2 separate regions of the Mus musculus genome follow, and region 2 is linked to region 1. A link is a contact called in ENCODE Hi-C or POLR2A ChIA-PET data. All regions are on one chromosome and are shown on one strand. The core of a region is the stretch at or near the end of the contact, and the rest is flanking DNA. Distances in the headings are between cores, read along the strand shown.

Region 1 (6,735 bases), core at 2,108-4,607:
TTTATTTTTAACTTTTCATTCTGAAATGATTTCATATCCACAGGAAGTTTAAAACGTAATACCAAGGAGTCTAGCATTCTCTGTCTCACCCCCCAACACAAGAAGAAAATTCTTACATAACTATTGTAGAATGTCATAGCCAGGTCATTGATAGGACAAACTATAAAAAGTATTTATGCTGCACATGTTTCTGTAGATATTATAGTCAGTGTTCTTTTATTGCACATATAAATTTACATATTTATCATCACTTAAAATATCTACAAATATATGTGAAACAGACATTAAAGACACTCAGAACAAAAACAAACAAACAAAAAATTGGTATTCTTTTCTCAGCTGAGCCAATCTAGAAAAGACAAAGTAATCTGGGCTTTAGAGACCTAGCTGGGAGTGTTACTTTACTAACAAGTCTCTTATTTCATCTATTCAAGGCCTATTTCTGGGTGATTGAGTGGGTTTGGCCATTTCTTAGTGTTGGGTGTTAGATAATCACGATGTCTGTGAAGGTCGTGAAAAAGCCAATGAGTGGGAACAGGATGCTCAACTCTGAAAGAACAAGGTTTTCTCACTTTTAAGGTCTACCCCAATGAAAATTCCTTGCTGATAGGAATCATTTATTCCATGGGTATATTTATATTTTCATCAAACACCTTGTCTTACAACTGGAATATATCCCATATACATTGACTGATGTCTCTGATCTTGTCAGTGATACTTGATTAAAACAATAGCCAGTTTTTCAGACTACCCTGGAGATAGAAGGTTGCAGGAAATGAATGATGAAGCAATGAGCTTTGCTGTAAATCTATTTTTTAAGGCAAAACAAAGAAGAGACCATTATATTACCTTATTGAATGAGCTACACTGAGCCCTAATATCTTATTTAGGGTTTTATTGCTGTGAAGAGACACCATGCACATGGCAACTGTTATAAAGGCAAACACTTCATTCAGTCTGGCTTACATTTTCATAGGCTTAGTTCATTGTCATCATGGTGGGAAACATGGCAGAATTCAGGCAGCCATCATACTGGAGAGATAGCAGGGAGTTCTATATTGGATTGGCAGGCAGCAGGAAGTGAACTTATTTGAGCTTCTGAGATCTCAAAGCCCATCCACTAGTGAAATACTTCCTCCAACAAAGCCACACCAACTCCAACAAGGCCACATTTCCTCATAGTGCCACTCCCTACAGACCAAGCATTCAAACACATGAGTCTATGTGGGACATTCCTATTAAAACTACCACAGCTGACTATAAGTTATTATTCCTATCTTCTCTACTTACCATATTTTGTGTATGGACACATGTGTAAGGAGGTATTTTTGCATATGTGTGTGTGTGTACACATGTGAATCCCAAGGTTCATATCAGGAATCATCCCCCATCCTTCTGCCATAGCATTTATTGAGCCTGGGCCTCTCAGGTAAACCTAGAGCTTACTAATGTAGTCAGTCTCCCTATTCAACTTTCCTGTCTCTGCCTTCCTAGGCTGGAATTATAGGCAGGACTCCATGCATATTTAGCATTTAAGTGACTTCTGGGGAAATCCAAATTCTGGCAAGTTCTTATCCTCAGATCCATCTCCCCTGATCCCAGTAATCCAATGACAGCACGCACCTCCATAACGTTCCACAGAGAGGAAATTCTAGGGGAAAGACACTTCTTTGCCAGCATTAACAATTTTGCCTTTATCTGTTATTTCTACCCCAGTAGAAAATGATGTAAACTCCTTTCCTAAACAAAGCTGGAGAGCAGAGACTGAAGGAGAGGCCATCAAGAGACCGCCCCACCTAGGGACCCATCCCATCTGCTAAAACCAATCCCAGACACTATTGCTGATGCCAAGAAGAGCTTGCGACAGGGGCTGGTATAGCTGTCCCCCTGAGAGGCTTTGCAAGACCAATACAGATGCCAATCATTGAATTGAGCTGGGGACCCCAGTGGGGAAGCTAGGGCAAGGACTGTAGGCGCTGAAGGGATTTACAACTTCATAGGAAGAAACACAATATCAACCAACCAGACACCCCCCCCCCAAAGCTCCCAGGGACTAAACTACCAACCAAAAAGAACACAAGGGGTAGCCATGGCTCCAGCTGCATATGAATCAGAGGACTGCCTTACCTGGCATCACTGGAAGGGGATCCCCCTTGATCCTGTGGAGGTTGGATGACCCAGAATAGGGGAAGGCTAGGTCGCTGAGGCAGGAGTGGATAGGCAGGTGGGGGACCGCATTCTTAGAGGCAGGGGGAGGGAGGAGGAGATGGGGGCTTGTGCAGGGGAAACTGGGATGGTGGATAACACTTGAAATGTAAGCAAATAAAATAACTAATTAAAAAATGAAAAAAACAAAGTGTAAAATAAGCGAATGATGGATCAAAGTGGATGAGCCAGAAACCAAACTCTTCCTGTTGTAAGAAAAGAGCCATTCTATAAATCATCTAGGGCTGGACTTACAAAAGGACTAACTCTTCTCATAAAGCCTTGATTTTGAGTAGTTTCTCATAAACTACTTATCAGAAAGTTAAAACATGAAACTTCTATGTACAAGAAAATATGATTAATTTACTGTATAAGCATTCCTAGTCCTTTACCCATTCTAGAACCTGTGTCCATTACACACATATTTTGTTTTTATTTTTAGATGGCTTCACTGTATAACCCAATCATGCTTTGAACTCACTATCTTCTTCCTCTACTTCCTGGTGCTGAAATTACACTATACCCCATCATGATTGGCTTCTGTGTGATTTTGAAGATTTTTCTATATCCTGGAGTCTAGGGTGCCTTCGTGATTTGCTTTGCCCAGGAAAATGTGAGAAAGGGGATAAGCCTACCAGTTTCACACTCTAGCTTCCATGAAACTGCGTGTTTCTCTTCCCCATTGCTCTCTTAGAACCTCCTTGCCCACGAGAACAATCCTGGCTTGTTGGACAGTAAGAACTCAACATAAAGCAAATCCAAGATATTTTGGCCATGGACACCATCAGAGCCAATCTGTAGACAACCCACCAACTGACCACAAATACATTTTGAGCCCAAATGAAGTACTCACACCTGACCCAGATTATCAACATCTCCTCACTTATAGAAACCCATGGAAACATAAGCAAAAATGAAACTCTCGTTAATACATGGAGATCTGTGGCTGCTTTTCTGCAGTACTAATGTGACAATAGATAACCAACACAGCAAGGCTCTTGATCCCTTTCCTATCAGTATTTCATTTTCTTTTGCCTAGATACAGTGACTCTGGAGCTTATCTGAGTTGGGCTGGATTTCTGCCTGGTGAGAGCAAGCAACACCCTTCTGGTAGAAAGACAGTGATGTGTTTTGCTCCTGTGTACAAGACAGCCCACAAATCTCTTGCAGGCTGCTCTGTGGCAGAACTGGAGGCTTGATGCTGGCATCATCTTTCAACCTGAAAGAAGCTAAATCGAGCAGTAGCTCCCAGGCACAACCATTTCCAATCCAGTCCCCTAGCACAAGAACGAGCTGAGGAAAAGAACTTTAGACCCTGAGTTTCTAGTTTGATGGTCTAGTACCATAATATTTCCACATGCAGATATTTGTTACAAATATTTATAGGAAAAGGAGAGTCATCTCTCAGTGAAGCCTGAATTGTGATATTCTCTACCGTCAGTAGATGTCATGTAACTCCATAGTTTCTCTGACCCTGATAGATTTTTTTCTTTAAAAAAAAATTGCTTCAAACAGAACATTGATCTCCCTGGATTTCTTTTCAAAGGCTGAAATTTTCTCCAATAGAATAGGAAAGAATGCATCATGAGGTTCTATTAACAAGCATTTCACCAACTAATTCTCACTCATACTTTATGGCTAAATCTAGCAAATCAACCAGCCTTGGGTATCCTAGTTTGTGATTGGAAATGCAGCATCATCAATAACTTTGACAACTGCTTGTGTCCATTACCCGTCCTCACAATAATGCAATAAAAGGCTTTCATTTCTAGGCAAGCTATAAATACGACTCCATATTGCCATTGGTGTGCATCAGCTGACTCAAGGCTGCCTTTAACCAATCAATATAAAGACTGAGTTCTCTCTCTCCCAAAGAAACAGAGGCCAGGGAGCCAGAATTTGCAAATCAGTAAACCTGAAAAGGCTTATTTGTATAAAGAAAATAAATGTGTGATAAGTCTGCCTACTTGAAGCCTCACATTGTTCTATGTAGACTACAATTCACGCACACACACACACACACACACACACACACACACACACACACCACAGTCGTCAACTTTATAATGAACAATATGCTGTGGTGGATCCACTCAGAGGCTTTTATAAGTGGATACCCTGCCACTTACAGTATATATATTTTGTAATCTTTCAAAAACAGCACTTGAAACGAGACAAACACAGAAATAAGGGTAAGAGAGGTAACTATTGCCAGCTTGGGAGGAAGATGAAGTGTGACTGAAACTTCGAGTGGATTCAGGGTTGAGGGAGTTCAAGGCTATTCTATGCTCTGTAGCGATAAGCAATATCCTGCTGAATCAAAGCACAATGATAATAATAAATAAGTTAAAATTTAAAATTTAACCTTAGTAGAGTCATATTCAATATAGAGTCTGATTATATTACACATCTATGGAGAAAACAGTATATACATCCTATGTCCTACCCCATATGGAGAATGTACTCGCATAACCATTTAGTTATTAAGTCTTCTTTGCTACTCTGTGTGCACATCATCTAAGTGATGACTGTTAATGCATCATTGAAGCTCCACTACAGCAGTATAGCAATTATCTTTATCATTAGGCTTTAAGTCCCTTAAGGTCAAGGACCACATTTTCTGTTTCATTGCTATCGACTTAGTGCCTGCAGAGATGCCTTTTATGCTGTGAACATACAACACCTATTTCTTGAACAAATGCATAAGTAAATGAACTAATTAATGCACCAACAAGTTCAGAAAATTCAGAAATATGATCATAATAATAACTCTGCTCAAATAAGGAGCTTAAAGCTCTCATATGTACAGAAGTTTCCTTAGCCATTCCTCTTGCAGAAACTTCTCTCTTTATAATAGGACTGCTGGCACCTTCCCCAGATCCTTTTACAAGGCTGGTCACCCATCCTCCACCTTTTATGAGTGTCAAACTCCAAAGGCACATGGCTGCATCATTTTCTTTTTCTGGAAAACTGCCCTCAGCTGACAAGAGATGCCTTGCCTGTCTATGTCTGGAAGGTTACATGGCCCTTTCCTAAGAATAGCCAAGCTTCAATGTCAGGTTGAATCAAGAATACAAAAATCTGTTCCTCTGCCTTAAGATGGAGTGATTCTGTAGTGTTCTTTGGTTACTGGCTCTCCACTTGAGAACAGGAGTAGGCTGGATTTTAGCTAGGCTTTCTGGAGTTTCATTCCCTGTATACAACATATCCGTATTCTGCATGGCTTTCCATGAGAGCCCAAGCTTAATAAAAACAGTACACAAGAACCATGTTTTCAAATCAGGCTGTCAATGAAAGCTTCCCTCCCATAGATGAGTCACTAAGAGTTTCATGCACATAGACCTATGTCCACATCTTTTATCTAGGATGAACTGGCAGAAGGTACAAGTAGAAGTGCATGCCCTTGCCTCTGTGTAATATGTCTGACTTCTGAGAGGAACTGAAAAGTGTTAATTACAAAGCCTGGAGAAAGAAGTGTCAGAAATAAGCTGCTATTTGTTAAGGAGAAAATATATAGGTTTGGATAAAGTCAACAGTCTTTATGGTGTGAATATCCAAAAGTTTCTTTGAAGGAATTCAGAAAGACCCCTATTTTCAGCATTTGGAGAAAAAAAAACTGTGCTGAAATCTGAGACCAGGACCTAATTTTCTAAAGTAGAAAACTTGTCCGGGGATTTTAATTCTCAGTTTTGACAAGGCTGCCAGCCAAAAGTCGGGTACTGAGAGCAGCAAAATTTGACCTTGATACTGAGACCATCCCGGGAAAGGATCCTCAAGGTGCTGTCAACAAAGGTAAGCTATGAAGCCAGAAGAGGGATAATTTACTGATATGGAACACCTCCCATGACACAGAAGTTAATATCCTGAGATGAGTCAAGGTACTACTCCAGCTGCACTCCTGGGATGCCTCCAGTAGATTGAAAAAAGTAATAGCTGCATTAAGTACAATAGAGATGTCAGAATTTTAGTTGCAGAGTATAGAGGGAAAGATTAAAATCTCCAAGAAATGTGAATGCAAGAATGATTTTACCTATCTGGTCAGGAGCCCGGGATATGACACCATTACTTCGGAGGGCCCAGGGAGCCATTTGTTTTTCCAAGGTGTGAGTGATGGAGGGAGAGCCAGTATGAGAAACCCACAGTGCACATCCTCAGTGGACCAGCACTGACAGCAGGTAATGTCGTTATAGAACTGGACTCCCTGGTAGAATTAAGAATTAATTAAGAAACAAAGCAGTGCATGCCAGGGGGCAGCATCTGACCATCTAAAGGAATGTGGGCATACATATCTTTGCTGGCATCAGGGTTGAAATGGCTGCTAAATCTATTCCCTGAAGACTCCTATAGCAGCCCGCATTGCCCACTATCTTAGCACTGCCTGGCTTGTCTGATAGCAATATCCCTTCTCTGCTGAATCTTAGACTCTATGCAACCTTGTATTTTTTCATATAAACAAAATTATGAAAGAACATTTTGAGAAAAATAATCTTTCTCACACTCAACATTATGATAGAGTTGGTTTGACTACAT
Region 2 (6,469 bases), core at 1,475-3,974, 520 kb after region 1:
TCTCATGCCTAAGGCTTAGCTGAATAATCCCATTAACATAAAAGATAATCAACAATGCTGGGCTAGATCTCACTGTTAGCATACGAGCCAAGCATGTGCAAAGCACTAGGTTCAGTCCCCAGTACCCACTATGCCTCTTCAAACACACGGAATAGAGAAAAAGTCAAGATCCCTATAAGCTGCTTCTGCCTGCTACTTACAGGGCTTACATGTAAAGATGCAAAATTCTTCCAAACTTTAAAACAAACAAACAAAAAAACAGGGCTCAGCAAAGTGACTCTGACCCCAGATGATATTACCTTCTGAGCCAGTGTGAGATCTCTCAGCAGAATCACTGTGGAGCCCAGATCTGGAGAGCTGTAATTCTTTGTCATAGTGTTTCCCATTAGTATATGTCTGTACGTGCATAAACCTCCTTCCCTGGAATGTAGGCTCAAAGTCTTCGAGGGAACAGATCTTCAGCTAACGTCAAACAAACAGCTAAGCAAGTAATGAGGCTGGCTGGACATGTTATATACTGCAGCCACTCTCAAAGTTGCCCAATGAGTATCAGGGTCACGGGCGAAGCCTCTAAAACAGAACGCAATGGCTGCCCAGAGCCCCACACTCCTGGAGATATTAGCACAGCTCCTGGAAACAGCCAGGGGACAGCACCGGGTAAGTGCTCAGGATTCAGAGCCTACTGGAAGCAGGGCTCACATGCTAACTCTGCATCTTTTCTTTGTCTCTGGGGAAGAATGGGACAAGTCTACTTCTCACCTTGCTTACCTTGCAAGTAGAGATCAGAACAGTGTTACCCCTGTGGAGCTTTTGCAAGGACTAGAGGAAAGAGAACATGGGAAGTACAGTCCCCCCCGCCCCCCAACAGACATAAAGTGCTGGGGACCAAAGCACTGCGGCCACCCAACATTCCACCATGACGGTTCACTGGAAGGAGCTGGTGGGAGCACGTGCTGCTAAGAATGCATGGATGCTTCCATGGCTAAGCACAATGCATCATTAGCAAGCACTCCTCCTTCAGAGATCTTGTGACAAAATGGAAAAGGGTTGGGAGAAAATATTTTGAAAGTACTGAATACAACTTTTATGCTCATATTAATAAAAAGAGCTTGTATCTCAATTTTATAAGGTCTGAAGGTAGGGAGGTTGGAGTTATTAAAAACACCCCAACTGTGGGGCTGTGGAGACAGCTCAAGAGGAGGCATGTGGGAGACACTGGGCTGAATCCCAGGCGCCTCAAATAAACAAACAAACCTATTTGTTAATGCCTCCGTCAGAGTTTTGTTTCCCTTGGGAAGAATGGGATAAAGAGTGAGGAAAAAACAGCAGTGACCTTCATGTAATGAGGAGACTGTCGTTTGCCAACTGATTACTGAAGTGACACCCACCATAGCATAAATAAAGGGACAACATTTTGAGTGCCCTCAAAAGCCACATCAGAAAATGTTTCCTTGAGGGCTGGAGAGATGGCTCAGTGGTTAAGTGCACTGACTGTTCTTCCAAAGGTCCAGAGTTCAATTCCCAGCAACCACATGGTGGCTCACAACCCTCTGTAATTGGATGTGACGCCCTCTTCTCGTGCATCTGAAGACAGCTATGGTATATTCATATACATAAAATCAATAAACCTTTAAAAAGAAAAAAGAAAATGTTTCCTTTAGACTTACCATATTTAAAGAGCTTGCTTATTGTTTTGTTTTGTTTTGTTTGGGGGGGTGGCTTTCAGGTGTATTGTTATGTGGGAACTTACAACATGAGCAGTATGGTTGACGACTGCCATTTTTATAGAAATCTCTGGAGGGAAATAATTCCTGTACTAAACTTCAATGGAATGAGCTCTTGTACAACTGGAAAGCAAGGGCACATGTGAGTGTGTATGTTTATTTACTGGAATACTATAGAACTGCTTTGTTGGAAAGCATGCCAAAAGGAAAGCTTTTTCTATTCTGTATTTTCATGAGCAACAAATTCTACGCCCCTGTTTATTCTCTCTGATAATCTATTTTAAAGGAACATTTCGAACACACGCACAACATAAAATAATATCCCTTAGGTGAATCTGACTTGTAAATAAGAAAAGCTATTAAGCCCCTAATGTTTCTGCTTTCTCTATCATAAACACTAAAGATAATCTCAGAATATACAGCTCTTTTGGCTTTCCAGAACAAGACTTCATTTTTTCAGTAAGGGCGAGCATGGCAGTAAGGGCCAGCAGTGGTACCCAGCAATCCGCTTTTAATAAAAAATAAATAAGAAGTAGGAGGGAACAGAACAACAACTAGATAAATAAAGAGCCCGAGCCTCAAGTGACTCTTAGATACAGCTCTGTGTGTTCACTACATCCACTTATAGCTAGGTATGGTTACCAATTACCTAAAATTTTGTGGGGGGAAAGAAAAGAAAACATTCAGAATTTTTTCACACCACCATTTTTTTAGAGTCAGGAATACAACCTCTTTAGGTGAACCATTTTTGGAGCAAGAAATAATCCATCATGCAAAAGCCTGTTCTAACCACCTGGCACCAAGCAACTGCGTCCAGTGATTTCGTGTTACGGCCTTCCACACATAAAGGAACCGCTCTAAAGCTGAAGGGCTAATTGCACATCCACAGACTTCCTCTTTCCACAGAGCTTTTTAATTGGGTACTTTCAGTTGCCAAGTATGTTCAGAAATGGTATTTCCAGTAACCGTGCAGAGCCTCTGCTTCTCGGGAGCTGGAACCTGCAGCTTCCCCTTGGATAAGGAACCGAGGTCTTATTTTAAGCTGTTCATTCTCCACAAGATGATGCGGAGAAGGGGGAGAACCACGGGCTTCCATGCTCTTCATTCAGCTTGCGTTCATAACAAAAGCATGGTACCCATGAGTTCTGTGTACAAAGTTAGAGTGCATTCTAAACATAGAAACTCCTCCTCAAACAGGCCATGAATATTAGACAGATGGACTTCTCCTTCCTATACACAATTACATCTGTAGTAGGCAGAACTATGTAGGGTTTCAATTTTGCAGAGATTGGTTATTTCTGAAGCCACCCTTCTCCACTCACACTCTGTGGTTTGATTCAAAGGAAGAGGGTCGATATCACACACAAGGCTCTGCAACATCACACAACCGCATAAAGCTGTCACCATGAAATAGACCGCTGCATGATTCTGCCGCCCATCTTTTTTTTTTTTTTTTTCCTTGCAGCAATGGGCACACAACCTCAGAGGATGAATTCACCACTTCAAGGCTCACAGAAAGAAACAACAAAAATAGTCCTGGCAATAGAAGTCCCTGGGGACACAGTCCTTGCTGTCAATTTGACAGCATATCCACCTTTGAGTTAATAATTCTCAGACTTCCCACGTTCTGTACCTTCTCCCAGATAACAGTACTGCTCCATTTTTACAAAGGAACCCAGCCCTGAAATTAAATTCAATGCCAAGCAAAAAAATAAAAACAAAAAAACAAAAAACAAAAAATCCACACACACAAAAAAAAACCTGGATGAATTTCTTTCAACTGATACTCATTTGCTAAAGATAAAACCTTGGCTTCAGATTATAAATACAGCAAAGGTCATAACTAATGGTCAGAAGATCTATGAACCCTATAAAAGCATATGTAAGGGACAAGGTAAATGGCTCAGTCAGTAAAGTGATTGCAAGTGGACCTAAATTCCATCCCAGAACACCCATAAAAGCCATCATCACAGCATGCATATGCTCTCCTAGGGTTCGAGAGACAGAGATGGAGAAGGTAGCTGTGGCTTGCTGGCCTGCTGAGTAGTACCATCAGCAAGCTCTAGGCCAGTAAAAGACCCCGCAGCTCCTGAGGTTGTCTTATGGCCTCCACATGAATGCATATATGATTGCACATGAAACCAGATACAACACATGTAAATGCTTAATGTGCAGTTTCCAACTCGGAGGAATCTGCGGAGTGGTCTGGGACCTAAAAGACTCAACAACAAAGCATAAACCTGCTTTTTTTTTTTTTTTTTTTCACTTGTACTGAGCGGCATAAATCACCAATAGTACTCTGCCAGTTAAACAGAATATAGAACAGGAAATAGAATTTTCTTCCAATGGAATGTGCTTATACAGACAGAACGTAATGACAACCTTTTAGTATGTACACTATAACCAAAAGAAACCCCATTCGTTTAATAAAGGCAGGATCATGAATGTAATTGTGAGGCATTCGTTGCTATTGTAGTTGTGTATTAATGTACAAAGAGAGTCCTTATCCCATGAGTAGAATTGAAAACCCTGATAGAAACAAGCCCATTCTCAGGCTTATAAAACAAGCCTTTACAGATAATTATGTTTTATTACTCTTCATTTTATGGGGATTGTGTTATACAAAACAAATACCAGATGCCTATTTGTTTTATTCATTTCAGGGAAAAAAAAAAAAACCTACAAGTGCCTCTGTGAATAGAACTGCTTTTAATTAAACACAATCCACAATGAGTACATAAAAATTAATACTGTTGAAAGCCAGCAGGTAGAAAGTAAATGTATCAACCAGCAACTGCTGAATGCCTTCTTCTCTGCGCTGCCAAGGGAGGAGCACACTCCCCAGCTTATTTCTCAGGAACGGAAATCAGCAAGGGATACCTGAACAAGGTCATTCATTGACTTGCATGAGGAAAACTAGAACCAACACTCATGGGAACATAAAGTCTAGAGGTGAGAAGAAAATACAAAGTCAATGTGTTATACTGAACCACAGCCCATCTGATACAAAATTACATAGGTCCTTTATGAGCCATTTAGGGAAAGTTGTTGAGAGAAAGACATTGGATGGGATCATGTGTGCCCATTACCAGCACTTGGAATGGTAAGACAGGAGAGTCATGAGAAGTTGAAGGCCAGCCTCACATACCCAGCAGGACTACATGGCAAGAAACTGTGTCATAGATAGATAGATAGTTAGATGGGTAGATAGATAGATAGATAGATAGATAGATAGATAGATAGATGGGTAGATGGGTAGATAGATAGATAGATAGATAGATAGATAGATAGATAGATAGATAGATGGGTAGATAGATAGATAGATAGATAGATAGATAGATAGATAGATAGATAGATGGGTAGATAGATAGATAGATAGATAGATAGATAGATAGATAGATAGATACTGTCATAGATAGATGGGTAGGTACATACATGCATACATACATACATACAGGATTTGGGCGTAGTTCTGACTTTATCTGCTCACCTCAGAGGGTTGCTGATGAACAGTGGCTGCCATCTGATTAAATCAAGCATGCTTTAAAAAAAAAAAAAAAAAAACCACATCGGATGGGGGTGCCTAAGGGCTTTAAAAAAAAAAACAAAAACAAAAAAACACATCGGATGGGGGTGCCTAAGGGCTTTAAAAAAAAAAACAAAAACAAAAAAACACATCGGATGGGGGTGCCTAAGGGCTTTAAAAAAAAAAACAAAAACAAAAAAACACATCGGATGGGGGTGCCTAAGGAGAGCCAGAAAAAGAGAACACTGAGACTACAATCTAGAAGCTCCTTCCTGACCCCAAAGATGTAAATCCTCTCTGTTCAACGGTCAGTTCTAATCAGAGAGCAAAGCTTCAACATACAGCAAGGGAGCCTCACAAGAAAAATATGTGGGTCCTTCCCTTACCTTTTCCCTCTCTGCTTTTGCTGTTGCTGTTGTTGTTGTTTGCTTTTGATCCAGTCACAGTACGAACCACTCTTGACAGGTCCTAGATTTGAGATCATCTGTGGCATTATGATGTGTAGTTGCTAGTGACAAGACAGAAACTAAGCTCACTTTAAGGGCGCTGCAGGAAGTAACCTGAAAGCCAGGGCCTGGTCTGGCAACCCTAACTCTACCCTTACTCACAGGAGTTGAAGGGGTCATCCCCCAAGTGCCACTCTCTACAAGTCCGAGTCTCACAAGAGTCCCGATGCCTCAAGGAAAGCTTGTCTTTATTTTTCTCCAGGAGACTAACAGTCTGACAATCAGACTTTGGCCTTTTGGCTAAATGGGAAAAGAAATGTTACCCTGTTTTTATATTTTAAAAAGTCACATCCTACAGCTTTTCAGCCTTTAAAGGATTTAATAAATATGGGCAACAGAAAATGTAGCATTTAAGTCATAGATACACATCCCTGAATTCATTTTGCTAAAACAGACAAACAGAAACCATCAAAGTACTTATTGGTCTCCAAAAATCAGAGGCGAGTAAGGAATATTCATCAACTGTACTCAATTATAACATAATCAAAGTGCTGTTTTCACAACAAAATAACTCTCAGCTATCAAAAGAGAACGAGAGAGCTAAATATGTTGATGCAGAATGCAAGTTGATACACTATCACAAGATCTTTACCCCAAAGACCATGCACATGATTCTCATGACAGTGTGCTAGGCCAAGAACATATACTGACGCACCAAAGTGCTCATGGGAAACATATCACATGACTTCCTTCCTGTAAGCCCAAACTTCTTC

The links. A loop is a pair of places that touch in the nucleus more often than their neighbours do. ChIA-PET counts read pairs that join two places held with the same protein, here RNA polymerase II (POLR2A).
Region 2: a loop to region 1 is called in a map of T-helper 2 cell, with 7 times the contacts of the local background. The contact joins two enhancer-like sites. A Hi-C loop is called at or near these places in 1 of 37 maps with a recorded cell type or tissue (T-helper 2 cell). POLR2A ChIA-PET finds 5 or more read pairs at or near these places in 1 of 5 experiments (embryonic stem cell).

What each region holds. Positions count from the first base shown.
Region 1 is chr15:52,802,357-52,809,091 of GRCm38, forward strand. All of the region lies in intron 3 of Gm41323 (a long non-coding RNA gene), which reads right to left. Among named protein-coding and RNA genes, the nearest start is that of Gm34794, 19 kb to the left of the region's middle. Within about 2 kb of position 3,358, at least 1 of the 3 ENCODE cell types and tissues checked has a DNase peak (open chromatin) inside an H3K27ac peak, as active enhancers do.
Region 2 is chr15:53,321,838-53,328,306 of GRCm38, forward strand. The region is part of intron 1 of Ext1 (exostosin glycosyltransferase 1); the gene reads right to left. Among named protein-coding and RNA genes, the nearest start is that of Ext1, 21 kb to the right of the region's middle. Within about 2 kb of position 2,725, at least 1 of the 3 ENCODE cell types and tissues checked has a DNase peak (open chromatin) inside an H3K27ac peak, as active enhancers do.